2 separate regions of the Homo sapiens genome follow, and region 1 is linked to region 2. Evidence: read pairs that join two places in POLR2A ChIA-PET (ENCODE). Cell type or tissue: K562. All regions are shown on one strand. Each heading gives the region's core, and the rest is flanking DNA. Links, peaks and the distances in the headings are about the cores only.

Evidence for each region. Peaks named below come from ENCODE experiments on the same cell type or tissue, not always from the same donor. Only the 100,000 strongest peaks of a DNase experiment are listed, where the experiment ranks them.
Region 1: POLR2A ChIA-PET joins it to region 2 with 5 read pairs; 2 of 35 experiments call an interaction of 5 or more read pairs at or near these places.

The regions. Positions count from the first base shown.
Region 1 is chr19:49,139,202-49,145,672 of GRCh38, reverse strand. PPFIA3 (PPFI scaffold protein A3) reads right to left here. Exons shown (of 30, transcript NM_003660.4): 17 at 5,842-6,005; 18 at 5,585-5,712; 19 at 4,160-4,253; 20 at 3,558-3,639; 21 at 2,669-2,869. Among named protein-coding and RNA genes, the nearest start is that of HRC, 13 kb to the left of the region's middle. RefSeq lists an enhancer at 3,428-4,021. In K562, for the core only: no CTCF peak of the experiment used is centred there; a DNase peak (open chromatin) is centred at 2,582; H3K4me3 peaks cover 494 bases.
Region 2 is chr19:48,526,113-48,532,583 of GRCh38, reverse strand. No RefSeq gene overlaps it. Among named protein-coding and RNA genes, the nearest start is that of LMTK3, 18 kb to the right of the region's middle. In K562, for the core only: no CTCF peak of the experiment used is centred there; no DNase peak of the experiment used is centred there.

The DNA of each region.
Region 1 (6,471 bases), core at 633-5,632, 610 kb before region 2:
ACCTCACACAGAGGTACAGAATGAGGATTCAGAAGTGGGGGACAGACACAGCCATGGTGCAAATGTTTAGGGAGTATGGCGGGGGGGGTTCACATTTATTGAGCTTCTGCTCCCAACAACCTCACGAGTTAGGAATCCATACAAGGATAAAAACATTTATGTACTTCTGGTGAGTGTCAGGCACCAGTCACCGTCATAGGGTGTGGGATATGGCAAGGGACACGACAGACACTTTTCGTCCTAGTGGGGGAGAAACAATGAACATATTTTAAGTATGTTGGGGAAATTTGAATACAGAGTGAATAGTAAATGAAATTAACAACTGTGGCCAGGCGTGGTGGCTCACACCTGTAGTGCCAGCACTTTGGGAGGCTGAGGCGGGCACATCACTTTTGGAGATTGAAGACTAGCCTGGCCAACCTGGAGAAACCCCATCTCTACTAAAAATACAAAAATTAGGCTGAGAGTGGTCTAGCACTTCGGGAGGCAGAGGCGGGTGGATCACCTGAGGTCAGGAGTTCAAGACCAGCCTGGCCAACGTTGGTGAAACCCTATCTCTACTAAAAATACAAAAATTAGCTGGGCATGGTGGCGTGTGCCTTTAATCCCAGCTACTCAGGAGGCTGAGGCAGGAGAATCACTTGAACCAGGGAGACGGAGGTTGCAGTGAGCCAAGATCGCACCACTGCACTCCAGCCTGGGCGACAGAGTGAAACTCCATCTCAAAAAAAAAAAAAAAAGAAAGAAAAGAAAAGAAAAAGAAATTAACAACAATGTGAATGCCCTTAGGTGTGATAAAGGATGTGGTGTTTACAAGGAAGAAAAAGACCCACTAAAGTAATTTTGGGGGCTAAGATGTTATGACTTTCTCCAATTACATTCAAGTACAGGTCTCTGAGCATCCCCAACCTGAAAATCCAAAATCCAAAATGCTCCAAAATTCTAAACTTTTTTTTTTTTGGATGCACTCTTTCTCTGTCACCCAGGCTGCAGTACAGTGGGACAATCACAGCTCACTGCAGCCTCGACCTCCTGGGCTCAAAGGATCCTCCCACCTCAGCCTCCTGAGTAGCTAGGACTACAGGTATACGCCACCACACCCGACTAATTTTTGTATTTTTAGTAGAGATGGGGTTTTGCCATGTTGCCCAGGCTGGTCTCGAACTCCCGGGTTCAAGAGATCGGCCATCCAAAGCCTCCCAAAATGCTGGAATTACAGGTGTGAGCCACAGTGCTTGGCCCTAAACTTACGTGCTGACACGAAGCCACAAGAGGAAAATCCCCCACCTGACCTCATGTGACAAGTCACAAACAAAATGCAGTCAAAACTTTGTTTCATGCACAAAGCTATTTAAAATATTGTAGGCCGGGCACGGTGGCTCACGCCTGTAATCCCAGCACTTTGGGAGGCTGAGGCAGGTGGATCACGAGGTCAGGAGTTCAAGACCAGCCTGGCCAAGATGGTGAAACCCCATCTCTACTAAGAATACAAAAATTAGCAGGGCGTGGTGGTGGGCGCCTATAATCCCAGCTACTCGGAAGGTTGAGGCAGAGGATTGGAATTGCTTGCACCCAGGAGGCAGAGGTTGCAGTGAGTCGAGGTCGCACCATTGCACTCCAGCCTTGGCGACAAAGCAAGACTCCCATCTCGAAAAAATAAAATAAAAATAAAAAATAAAATATTGTATAAAATTCTTTTTAGGCATGTGTATGAGATGCATATGAAACATAAATGAATTTCATGTTTAGGCTTGGCTCCCATCCCCAAGATATTTCATTTATATGCAAATATTCAAAAAAAACTTTTTAAAATCAGAAATTCTAAACACTTCTGGTCCCACGTATTTCAAGTAAGGGACACTCAACCTGTACTCCCCACTCCCCGCCTCCACCCCACACACACAACAGAGCAAGTACAGCAAAAGTTTGAGAATCGCTGAACTGGGTACACATGATTTTCTGTATGTTTGAAATGTCTCGTAATCAAAAGTTGGAACGAGGGCCAGGCGTAGGGGCTCACGCCTGTAATCTCAACACTTTGGGAGGCCGAGGCGGGCGGATCACCTGAGGTCGGGAGTTCAAGACCAGTCTGGCCAACGTGTCAAAACCCTGTCTCTACTAAAAATACAAAAATTAACTGGGCGTGGTGGCGGGCGCCTGTAATCCCAGCTACTCAGGAGGCTGAGACAGGAGAATGGCTTGAACCCGGGAGGCAGGGGTTGCAGTGAGCGGAGATAGCGCCATTGCACTCCAGCCTGGACAACAAGAGCGAAACTCTGTCTCCAAAAAAAAAGGAAAGAAAAGATAAAATAATTAGAAGGCAATAAATGCTATGGGGAAAATTAGAAGGTGCTGATATGCCGGAATGATGGGGAAACTCGTTTAGCTGACAAAGAAAGCTTCTTAGAGGTGGTGACATTTGAGTGGGACAGCAAATGCCGAGGAGAGGGAGAGAGTCAGGGAAGGAGGTGGCCTGGGCCCCTCCTGGAGTACCACAGGGACGGACCACAGGCCAAGTTAGGAGTGGAGGGGAGGCTGAGGGGGGTAAAAGCCAATGAGAAGCAGGGTCGTGGGACAGGGGAGTGAGCAGGCCCAGGATTGGCTAGACTGAGGGCAAGAGGCGGGGCTCTGAGGAAGCGAAGGCTGGAATTGGCCGCCGGACACTCACAGTGCGGGAGGAGGCGGGGGCTGAGGGCGAGGTGAGCGAGACCATCTCCTGGATGGCGAGGCGTAGCTTGAGTCGGTGCAGCGGGTTGCTGATGCCGATCTCGCGCTGGATCTCCGTGTCTGACAGGTTGGCCATGATGGCACCGCTCTTGACATTGGCCCGGCAGGCGGCCACATACCAGGCAGGCATGCCCACCCACAGCTGCAGCGGAGGGACAGAGGGACAGAGGGGACAGAGGGACAGAGGAGGAGAAAATCGGAGAGATGGGGGAACAGGGAGGTGGGGAAAGGCAAGGGGGTGGGGAGCGAAACAGAGACGTGGGAAAGTTCGCAAGGAGAAGAAACAGGACAAGGAAAAGAGACGTGGACGAGATGAGGGAGAGTCCGAGGGAGACAAATAGGGAGAGAAACGGGGGGCGGGGGGCGGGTGGGGGAAGAGGGAGAGGGAGAGAGAAAGAGAGAGAGAGAGAAAGAAATAGAGAGAGAGAAATAGAGGGTGGGGAGAGACAGGAAGCCGGAGACAGGGAGACATCGGCAGGGCGATCGGAGACATGAGGAGAAATATGGGGAATGACAAAAGCGTGGTCAGAGATGGGAATGGTGCCGAAAAATAGAGACAGAGAATCCAGAAAGAGAGAGTAGAGAGAACGACAGGAGACCATGACCCAGGTGGGCAAGGCCAGAGTGGCAGGGGCAGAAGGAGAAGGAGAAAGAAACTGTTTAGGTGAACAGGAAGCCCGAGCCCTCCTGGGTCCTCACCTGCCAGGCCCATGGCCACCCCCACCTCTGGGCTAGAAGCAGGGTGCGCCAGGAGGACCAGGCAGCCCCTACCAGTGGGGCTGTCAGAGGGGTTGGGGACCAACAGTCAGGGCATTTCTGGGCCCCAGTACCTCCAGCCAGGACACCACGGTGGGCCCGTCCCAGGCAGCAAAAGGTAGGCCCTGGCGGCAGGCCTCCTCCAGGAGTTCATGCCTGTAAGGGTGAAGGGGCCAGGATAGAAGCTGTCAGGGATGGAGACCCCCTGCTCTGTGGATGGCCCCCATCAGCACACATACACACACACACACATGCACATACGCACACGCAGCTTTTATGAATGTACAAAACACGGCAGAAGGTCAAAAAATACATGTGAATCTGTAAATCCTCTCCCCCCAACCCCTATCAAAAGAGAGAACAAAATAAGAAAAACAAAAGAAACAAAAAATATAATATAAATGTAAAAAATACAAAAAAAATTTTTAAAAAAAGAAAGAAAAAATAAAAACTCTAGGAGCTCCTGGGTTTCCAGGCAAGCAAGTTCAGGATCACGGACACCTCCTCCCAGCATTGAATTCCCATTTCTGTTCACCACCACCACCGCTGCACACACACACTCACACACCCTCTCACACACACACACACTCATACACACACATACACGCACACACACACCCTCACACACTCTCACATTCACATACACACACACACGCTCACACTCACACACACTCACTTCCTCTTGTTCCTTCGGTCCTTGTCTCCTGGGCCTGTCAGCTTGGCTAGCCCCAGAGGGTCAGTGGCCAGTGTCTCATCTGAGGGTGTTCCAGCTGGAGGCAGGGAGGGGTCGAAATTTGGAAAATCTCAAGGGGGAGGCAGAATCTTTCATGCTGGAGGTGATGAGGAAAATGCCGGAAAGGCAGAGGCCCTGAGGGAGTAGTGAGTGAGGGCACATCGAGGAAGTGATAAAGGCAGACAAGCGCCCATGAATTGGAGTCATCCCCAAAATACGGCTGGATGCACTGGGATGCCCTTGGTAAGGTGGCAGTTGTATGCTGGTAAATGCCTAACAACCGGCTCCTTGGGGAGGCAGAAGGGAATCCCTGATTTGTAGCATTTGCCCATTTCCATGGTGTAAATAATCCCACCATGGCCAATTTCAAGCTACCAGTGTGATGTCAGCCAATTCCTGAAATAGCGGATCTCCTGAGCCAGTGCCAGCGGGCTCCAGCACACCACAGGAAGGTGCCCTGCTTTGAGGATGCCCCACCCTCTTCCTCTGTTTAAAAAATAGGTGGCTGGGCACGGTGGCTCACACCTGTAATCCCAGCACTTTGGGAGGCTGAGGCAGGCAGATCACAAGGTCAGGAGATCAAGACCATCCTGGCTAACACGGTGAAACCCCATCTCTACTGAAAATACAAAAAGTTAGCCGGGCGTGGTGGTGGGCGCCTGTAGTCCCAGCTACTGGGGAGGCTGAGGCAGGAGAATGGCATGAACCTGGGAGGCGGAGCTTGCAGTGAGCCGAGATAGCACCACTGCACTCCAGCCTGGGCGACAGAGCAAGACTCCGTCTCCAAACAAAAAAAAAAAAAAAAAAAAAAAAAAAAGGTAAATGAGTCTGTAATCCCAGCACTTTGGGAGGCCGAGGTGGGTGGATCATCTGAGGTCAGGAGTTCAAGACCAGCCTGGCCAACATGAGGAAACCCTATCTCTACTAAAAATACAAAAAAATTAGCCAGGCATAGTGGCGGGCGCCTATAGTCCCAGCTGCTCAAGAGGCCGAGGCAGGAGAATCGCTTGAACCCAGGAGGTAGAGGTTCCAGTGAGCCAAGATCGTTGCCACTGCACTCCAGCCTGGGTGACAGAGTGAAACTCCATCTCAAAACAACAACAACAAAAACCAAAAAACAACAAAAAAATAAGTAAAGGAAATAAATTCCTTTACCTACCCAGTCACCCAAGCAGGTCCCAGAGTGCCCTTTCCTTTTCCCTCCTCCTCCCGCCTACCTTGGCAAGCTGTGTTCCTTCCAAATTCTAAATAAATCACCAAATGAATGAAGACATGAATGGATGTCAAATGAACATACAAAGAAGAAAGAAAGGGAGGGAGGAAGGGAGGAAGGAACAAAGGAGGGAAGGGTTAGAGTGAGGTACTCACCCAGAGAAGAGCTGTCCCGGCCTGGGGGTCCCATTCGTCCCTTCTCTTTCTTGCCAAAGAGACGGCCTATGGATGACTTGATGCTCTTCTTCTTGGGGGCTTTGTGCAGAGAATCTGGGGTGCCCTCACTGGGAAAGCAGGAGAGAATGAGAGCATATGCTTGCTGAGATGCCCCCTCTCCTCCCAAGTCCTTGTCCACCCCCTTCTCATCTTCCCAAGCCAGCTTCTCCCTGTCCCTATCCCTTGTCCCTGCTGACCTTCCCCGTGGGGGTCCCCCATCTTCCAGGGACCCCGCCTGCAGTGCCAAGGCCTGGGTCATTCTCTCAAGACGGGCAGAGCGGGGAGTGGGTGGTGGGGTGTCTCCTGGGATGGCCGGCCCCTCCCCTCGTGGAGCTCCAGCTTCCTCCTTAGGGACATGATTCTGAGGACAGAGGGCACAGATGCTGGATTGAGTTCAAAGAGTCATGTCGGGGGCTCCTTATTAACTGAGATGTCTACTAAGGTGTGTGTGGGGTGACCCTGGTTTAGAACACAGTATACGAAGGTAGTCTAGCTCAAGTCAGGGTGAGTTGCAGAAACTTTTTTTTTTTTTTTTTTTTGAGATGGAGTTTCACTCTTGTGGCCCAGGCTGGAGTGCAATGGCACAATCTCGGCTCACTGCAACCTCTGCCTCCCAGGTTCAAGAGATTCTCCTGCCTCAGCCTCCCAAGTAGCTGAGATTAAAGGCATGTGCCACCATGCCCGGGTAATTTTTTTTTTTTTTTTGAGACAGAGTCTAGCTCTGTCGCCAGGCTGGAGTGCAGTGGCATGATCTCAGCTCACTGCAACCTCTGCCTCCCGGGTTTAAGTGATTCTTTAGCCTCAGCCTCCCAAGAAGCTGGGACTAC
Region 2 (6,471 bases), core at 688-5,687:
GCTATTGGAACATTACATTATTTTGAGCCTCAAGAGAAATCTAAGTGGCTTGAGTCATGCAGCCAGCAACTGCAACTTCTGCTTCTTCCTGGAAATGATGAGAAGTAATGGAATGGCGTCAGAGATGAGACCCCCTCAGATCACTATCCCTCTTCCTGGAATGTTAAAATAATCTTCCTTAGTCCGGCGCGGTGGCTCACGCCTGTAATCCCAGCACTTTGGGAGGCCAAGGCAGGCGGATCACCGGAGGGCAGGAGTTTGAGACCAGCCTGGCCAACACAGTGAAACCCCGTCTCTACTAAAAATATAAAATTTAGCCAGGCGTGGTGGCATGTGCCTGTGCTCCCAGCTATTTGGGAAGCTGAGGCAGGAGAATCGCTTGAACCCAGGAGGCAGAGGCTGCAGTGAGCCGAGATCACGCCCCTGCACTCCAGCCTGGGCGACAGAGTGAGACTCAAAAACAAACCAACAAAAAAACCAAAAAATAAATCTTCGTTAAAATCTAGCAAACTGCCACCGATCATATCACAGAACGTTGTGTACTGGCTTTGTATGGAACATGTTAAATGCTGTTAAACTTCTCTGTTTCTGCCTACATAAGTGAAACCTTTTCTTCCCCACTTAAGAATCACCACATTCTTTCAGAGTCTGGCTATCTCAAACTTTGTGCTTGAGTAAACCCTGTTGTTTTGTTTTGGTGGTTTTTTTTGGTGTTTTGGTGTTTTGTTTTGGTGTTTTGGTGTTGTGGTGTTTTGTTTTGGTGTTTTTTAGAGACAGGATCTCACTCCAGGCCCAGGCTGGAGTACAGTGGCACAATCATAGCTCACTGCAGCCTCGACCTCCTGGGCTCAAGCTATCTTCCTGCCTCAGCCTCTCAAATAGCTGGGACCACAGGTGTATGCCACCACGCCCAGCTAATTAAAAAAAAAATTTATAGTGATGGGAGTCTCATTATGTTGCCCAGGCTGGTCTCAAACTCTGGGACTCAAGTGATCCTCCTGCCTCGGCCTCTCAAAGTGCTGAGATTACAAGTGTGAACCACCACACCCAGTCTTAAACTCAATTCTTTCTTTCTTTTTTTTTTTTTTTTTGAGACGGATTCTTGCTCTGTCACCCAGGCTGGAATGCAGTAGCGTAATCTCGGCTCACTGCAAGCTCTGCCTCCCGGGTTCACGCCATTCTCCTGCCTCAGCGTCCCAAGTAGCTGGGACTACAGGTGACTGCCACCACGCCCGGCTAATTTTTTGTATTTTTAGTAGAGATGGGGTTTCACTGTGTTAGCCAGGATGGTCTCGATCTCCTGACCTCGTGATCCGCCCTCCCCGGCTTCCCAAGTGCTGAGATTACAAGTGTGAACCACCAGGCCCAGTCCTAAACTCAATTCTTAATCATATTTCCTGCTTCTCATTGAGGTAGACGTAGGTGTTGTCTTCATTTCACAGATATACAACTTTAAGGTCCGAGAAGTTGAGTAACTTACCCAAAGCTACACAGCCTTGGTGGCACACTGGGATTCAAATATAAACAGCCCAGGCTCTTAACCACTGGACAATCCTGTTTCTAAACAGTCTTTGACTCTGATTTGTTATCTTATTTGATTATTTGTTTCCCTGTCAATAACATTTTTTATAGTTTTTATTGGGTTATACTGTACAAACATAAGATAACACGGCACCTGTAATCCCAGCTACTTGGGCAGCTGAGGCAGGAGAATTGCTTGAACCGGGAGGCGGAGGCTGCAGTGAGCTGAGATTGTGCCACTGCACTCCAGCCGGAGTGACAGAGTGAGACTCTGTCACAAAAAAAAAAAAAAAAAAAGAGACAACACGTTTCAAAAGTGTACAGCTTGATGAATTAATTCCAAATGAACACATCAGTTATGCTGCAACCAGGTTAAAAAAAAAAAAAAGAACATTCCCAGCCTCCCAAAAGCCCATCCCCATCCCTTATCCCGGGAGCCCTCATTCCCATTCCCTCCATCCCCAAGAAAACCACGACTCTTACTTCTCAGATTTGGTCATCAGAATTTAACTGCCGGCTCTGAATTCCAAAGGCATACTTAGAAGACGCCTTTGTGGAGCCAACAGAGGATCCTTAGTATGCATCACGCTCTTTTCTCTTTGTAAAAAAAGGTAAAATAAAACCCACAACTCTGTATTCTCTGCATTTAAAGAGAGTGAGGATTTTTGTCTCATTTAAATTAACAGCAGATGTGCAAACACACAAGTGCAAAGCCAGAGGGGAATTGGGACGACCCACTGGACGCGTTAAGGCAGCTACGTCACCGGGAACAGAGCAACGTGGTCCCCCCAGGGGCTGGCAGCAGTGTCATTGGTCAGTGGGGAACGTTTCAGCCACGGCTTTGAAAGATAAATCGGCCGGGCACGATGGTTCCCGCCTGTAATCCCAGCACTTTGGGAGGCTGAGGTGGGTGGATCACCTGAGGTCAGGAGCTCGAGACCAGCCTGACCAACACGGAAAAACCCTGTCTCTACTAAAAATACAAAAATTAGCCCGGCGTGGTGGTGCATGCCTGTAATCCCAGCTACTCGGGAGGCTGAGGCCGGAGAATTGCTTGAACAGGGGAGGCAGAGGTTGTGGTGAGCCGAGATCGCGCCACTGTACTCTAGCCTGGGCAACAGGAGCGAAACTGTGTCAAAAAAAAGAAAGAAGGAAGGAAGGAAGGAAGGAAAGATCAGAGTGTCCTAGACAATTGGAGATGGATGAGTTTTATTTATTTATTTATTTATTTATTTATTTAATTTATTTATTTTTTGAGAGGGAGTCTCACTCTGTCACCCAGGCTAGAGTGCAGTGGTGCGAGCTTGGCTCGCTACAAGCTCTGCCTCCTGGGTTCAAGCAATTCTCCTGCCTCAGCCTGAGTAGCTGGGATTACAGGAGCCCACCACCATGCCCGGCTAATTTTTATGGTTTTAGTAGAGATGCAGTTTCACCATGTCTGTCAGGCTGGTCTCGAACTCCTGACCTCATGATCTGCCTGCCTTGGCCTCCCAAAGTGCTGGGATTACAGGTGTGAGCCACCGTGCCCGGCCAAGTTTCAGTTATTTTAACTGCATGTGATATCAGCCCCAGATTGCAGCAGACAGATTCCAAGATGGCGCCTAATGATTCCCGCCACCCAGTGGTCACATCTTTGTGTAGTCTCCTCCCTATGGAATCAGGTTTGGCTTATGGGATCAAAGGAATGTAACAGAAGTGACAGTAAAAGAAATCTGAGACTAGGTCACAAAAGGCATTGCAACTTCCACCATAGATAACTTGCTTTGGGGGAAGCTGGCTGCCATGTTGTGAGGACACTCAAGCAGCTCTGTGGAGAGGAACCATCTTGCCAGCTCCAACATGCCAGCCATGTGAACAAGCCCAGGTGGCAAATCATCCAGCCTCAGTCAAGCTTTCAGATGACCACAGCCCCAGTTGATATCTGACTGTAACCACATGAAACACCAAACTCTGGACTCACAGAAATCATGAGATAATAAACAATGATTGTTTTGAGTTTGGAGATGATTGATTTATTTATTATTTATTTTTTGCGATGAAGTTTCGCTCTTGTTGCCCAGGCTGGAGTGCAATGGCGCGATCTCGGCTCACTGCAACCTCCACCCCCCGGGTTCAAGTGATTCTCCTGCCTCAGCCTCCCTAGTAGCTGGGATTACAGGCACCTGCCACCACAGCTGGCTAATTTTTTGTATTTTTAGTAGAGACGGTTTCTCCATGTTGGTCAGGCTGGTCTCAAACTCCCGACCTCATGTGATCCGCCCACCTCGGCCTCCCAAAGTGCTGGGATTACAGGCGTGAGCCACTGCACCCAGCTTGGAGATGATTTTTTAATGCAGCAATAGGTAACTGAATACACAAATGTTTACTGTTGTTCACCCATTCGTTCAGGCAACAGCTCTAGCTTTCTGAGGCCATATCACAGGAAAAGGCAGAATGCAGACGACAAAGAAGGCCATTTTTGGCTTTTGAATTTCAAAAGCCCTGGGCAGGGCAGACACAATAGATTTAGAGGAAGAGATTCCAGGGAGACTGGAGGAGCTGATAGGACATTAGAAATGTGGGACTGGTAGGCCAGGCGCGGTGGCTCATGCCTGTAATCCCAGCACTTTGGGAGGCTGAGGCAGGTGGATCATGAAGTCAAGAGATCGAGACCACCCTGGCTAACACAGTGAAACCCGATCTCTACTAAAAATACAAAAAATTAGCTGGGCGTGGTTGCAGGTGCCTGTAGTCCCAGCTACTCGGGAGGCTGAGGCAGGAGAATGGTGTGAACCTGGGAGGCGGGGCTTGCAGTAAGCCGAGATCGCGCCACTGCACTCTAGCCTGGGCAACAGAGTGAGACTCTGTCTCAAAAAAAAAAAAAAAGTGGGACTGGTGGTGCTGGGGCAAGGAGCCCAGATCTGGAGAGACCCCCTTGGACAAGAGAGAAGTCACCAGGTAGAGCCCTCCCTTCCAAATCTTGATGGAGGGAAGCCAGCCTGTCACCAGGGCAGAGAGCCTGCAGCAGCTGCACTAGGACCCACACTGAGCACCAGGCATTACCTAGGTTGAGGAGCTACGTAGACTCAGTGGGATGTGGTGGCTGCTCAGGATGGGTGAAAGGGACTCATACAACAGGTGGAAATTCAAGGGGGGGTCTTCAACCTGTTCTTGCACCATGGACCCTGAAGGGTCTCAGTGAACCACACCTCCAGATGTTTGCACCCTGTGGAGTCCCCTCCATGGGATATTGGGCTTGGCCAGTACAACATTATCAAACATGATGCAAGCAGAAGTTTGGTAAAGTACTTGTATGTTTGGGCTTGTCCTCTTGAAACTCTCCCTTTTGGGGTCCAAGCAGCCATGTGAAGAGACTACATGGAGAGAGATCATTGCAACCCTCCCAGCTACCCCACCACAACGCCAGATGTACAAATAAAACCATCTGGGAAGTTCCATTCCCTGGGGGCCGGGCACGGTGGCTCACGCCTGTAATCCCAGCACTTTGGGAGGCCAAGGTGGGCAGATCAGGAGGTCAGGAGTTTGAGACCAGCCTGACCAACATGGTGATACCCCCATCTCTAAAAAAAATATACAAAAATTAGCTCGGCGCAGTTGTGCATGCCTGTAGTCCCAGCTACTTGGGAGGCTGAGGCAGAAGAATCGCTTGGACCCAGGAAGCGGAGGTTGCAGTGAGCCAAGATCATGCCACTGCACTCCAGCCTGGGTGACAGAGTGAGACTCCGCCTCAAAAAAAAAAAAGTTCCAGTCCGTGCCACTACCTGACTCCAATTTGACCAGAGACTCCAAGAGAAATGAGATGAACAGAAGAACTGCCTTGCAGAGCCCAGTCAACACATGGTATCATGAAAAATAATAAATCGTTGTTTAAGCCACTACATATTGGGGGGATTTTTTTTAATGCAGTAATGAATAACTGAAATATTTCTTTAGCAGGCCTTGGGCCTTGTTGAGAAAGATTAACTGAACTCTGGATATAATGCAAACAGTGTATACTTCCTATGTTATTCGACATCAGTGCTTCCCAGGGTAACACTTTGCAACACACCTGAACTGTGCAAAAGCCACTAGCCACATGTGGCTATTGAAGACTTGAAATAGAGAGTGTAACTGAGAACTGAATTTTTTGTTTTTTATTTCATCTGAATTAAATTTAAATAGCTAAGTGACTGGTGGCTACCTTATTGGACATTAGGGCTCTAAGGGCACTGTCTAACAAGACCACTTAAGTAGCATCTGATATTCTAGGAATGGGGAGGCAAATTTTTTTCTATAAAGGGTCAGATAAATATTTAAGGCTTTGAAGCCATGTGGTCTCTGTTACCACTACTCAACTCTACTGGTGTCATGCAAAAAGCTCATAAGTGATAATAAGATAACACATAAATGAATGTATGTGACTATGTTCCCATAAAACTTTATTTACAAAAATGGGCAGAATTTGATCTGTGGGCCACAATTTGCCAACCACTACTCTGGGGGAATTTGTATGACTTTCTATTGATTAAGGGTCTAAACTCTGTAAAGTTATATGTTAACTTGTTCAGAACCAATGCATCGAAATTATTGTTTTTTGGGTAGACATAAAATCCCAAAAGTTATTGTTCTGAATGTTATTAACTGTTTTTCTCTATAAATTCATCATTTTCATCTAGAATTCTCTCTTTTTCTTTTCTTGAGACAGAGTGTCGCTCTGTCACCCAGGCTGGAGTGCAGTGGTGCAATCTCAGCTCTCTGTAGCCTCCACCTCCTGGGTTCAAGTGATTCTCCTCAGCCTCCCAAGTAACTAGGACTACAGGCTCGCACCACCATGCTCAGCTAATTTTTTTTTTTTTAATAGAGGCAGGGTTTTGCCATGTTGCCAGGCTGGACTTGAACTCCTGACCTCAGATGATCTGCCTGCCTCAGCCTCCCAAAGTGCTGGGATTCCAGGCGTGAGCCACTGTGCCT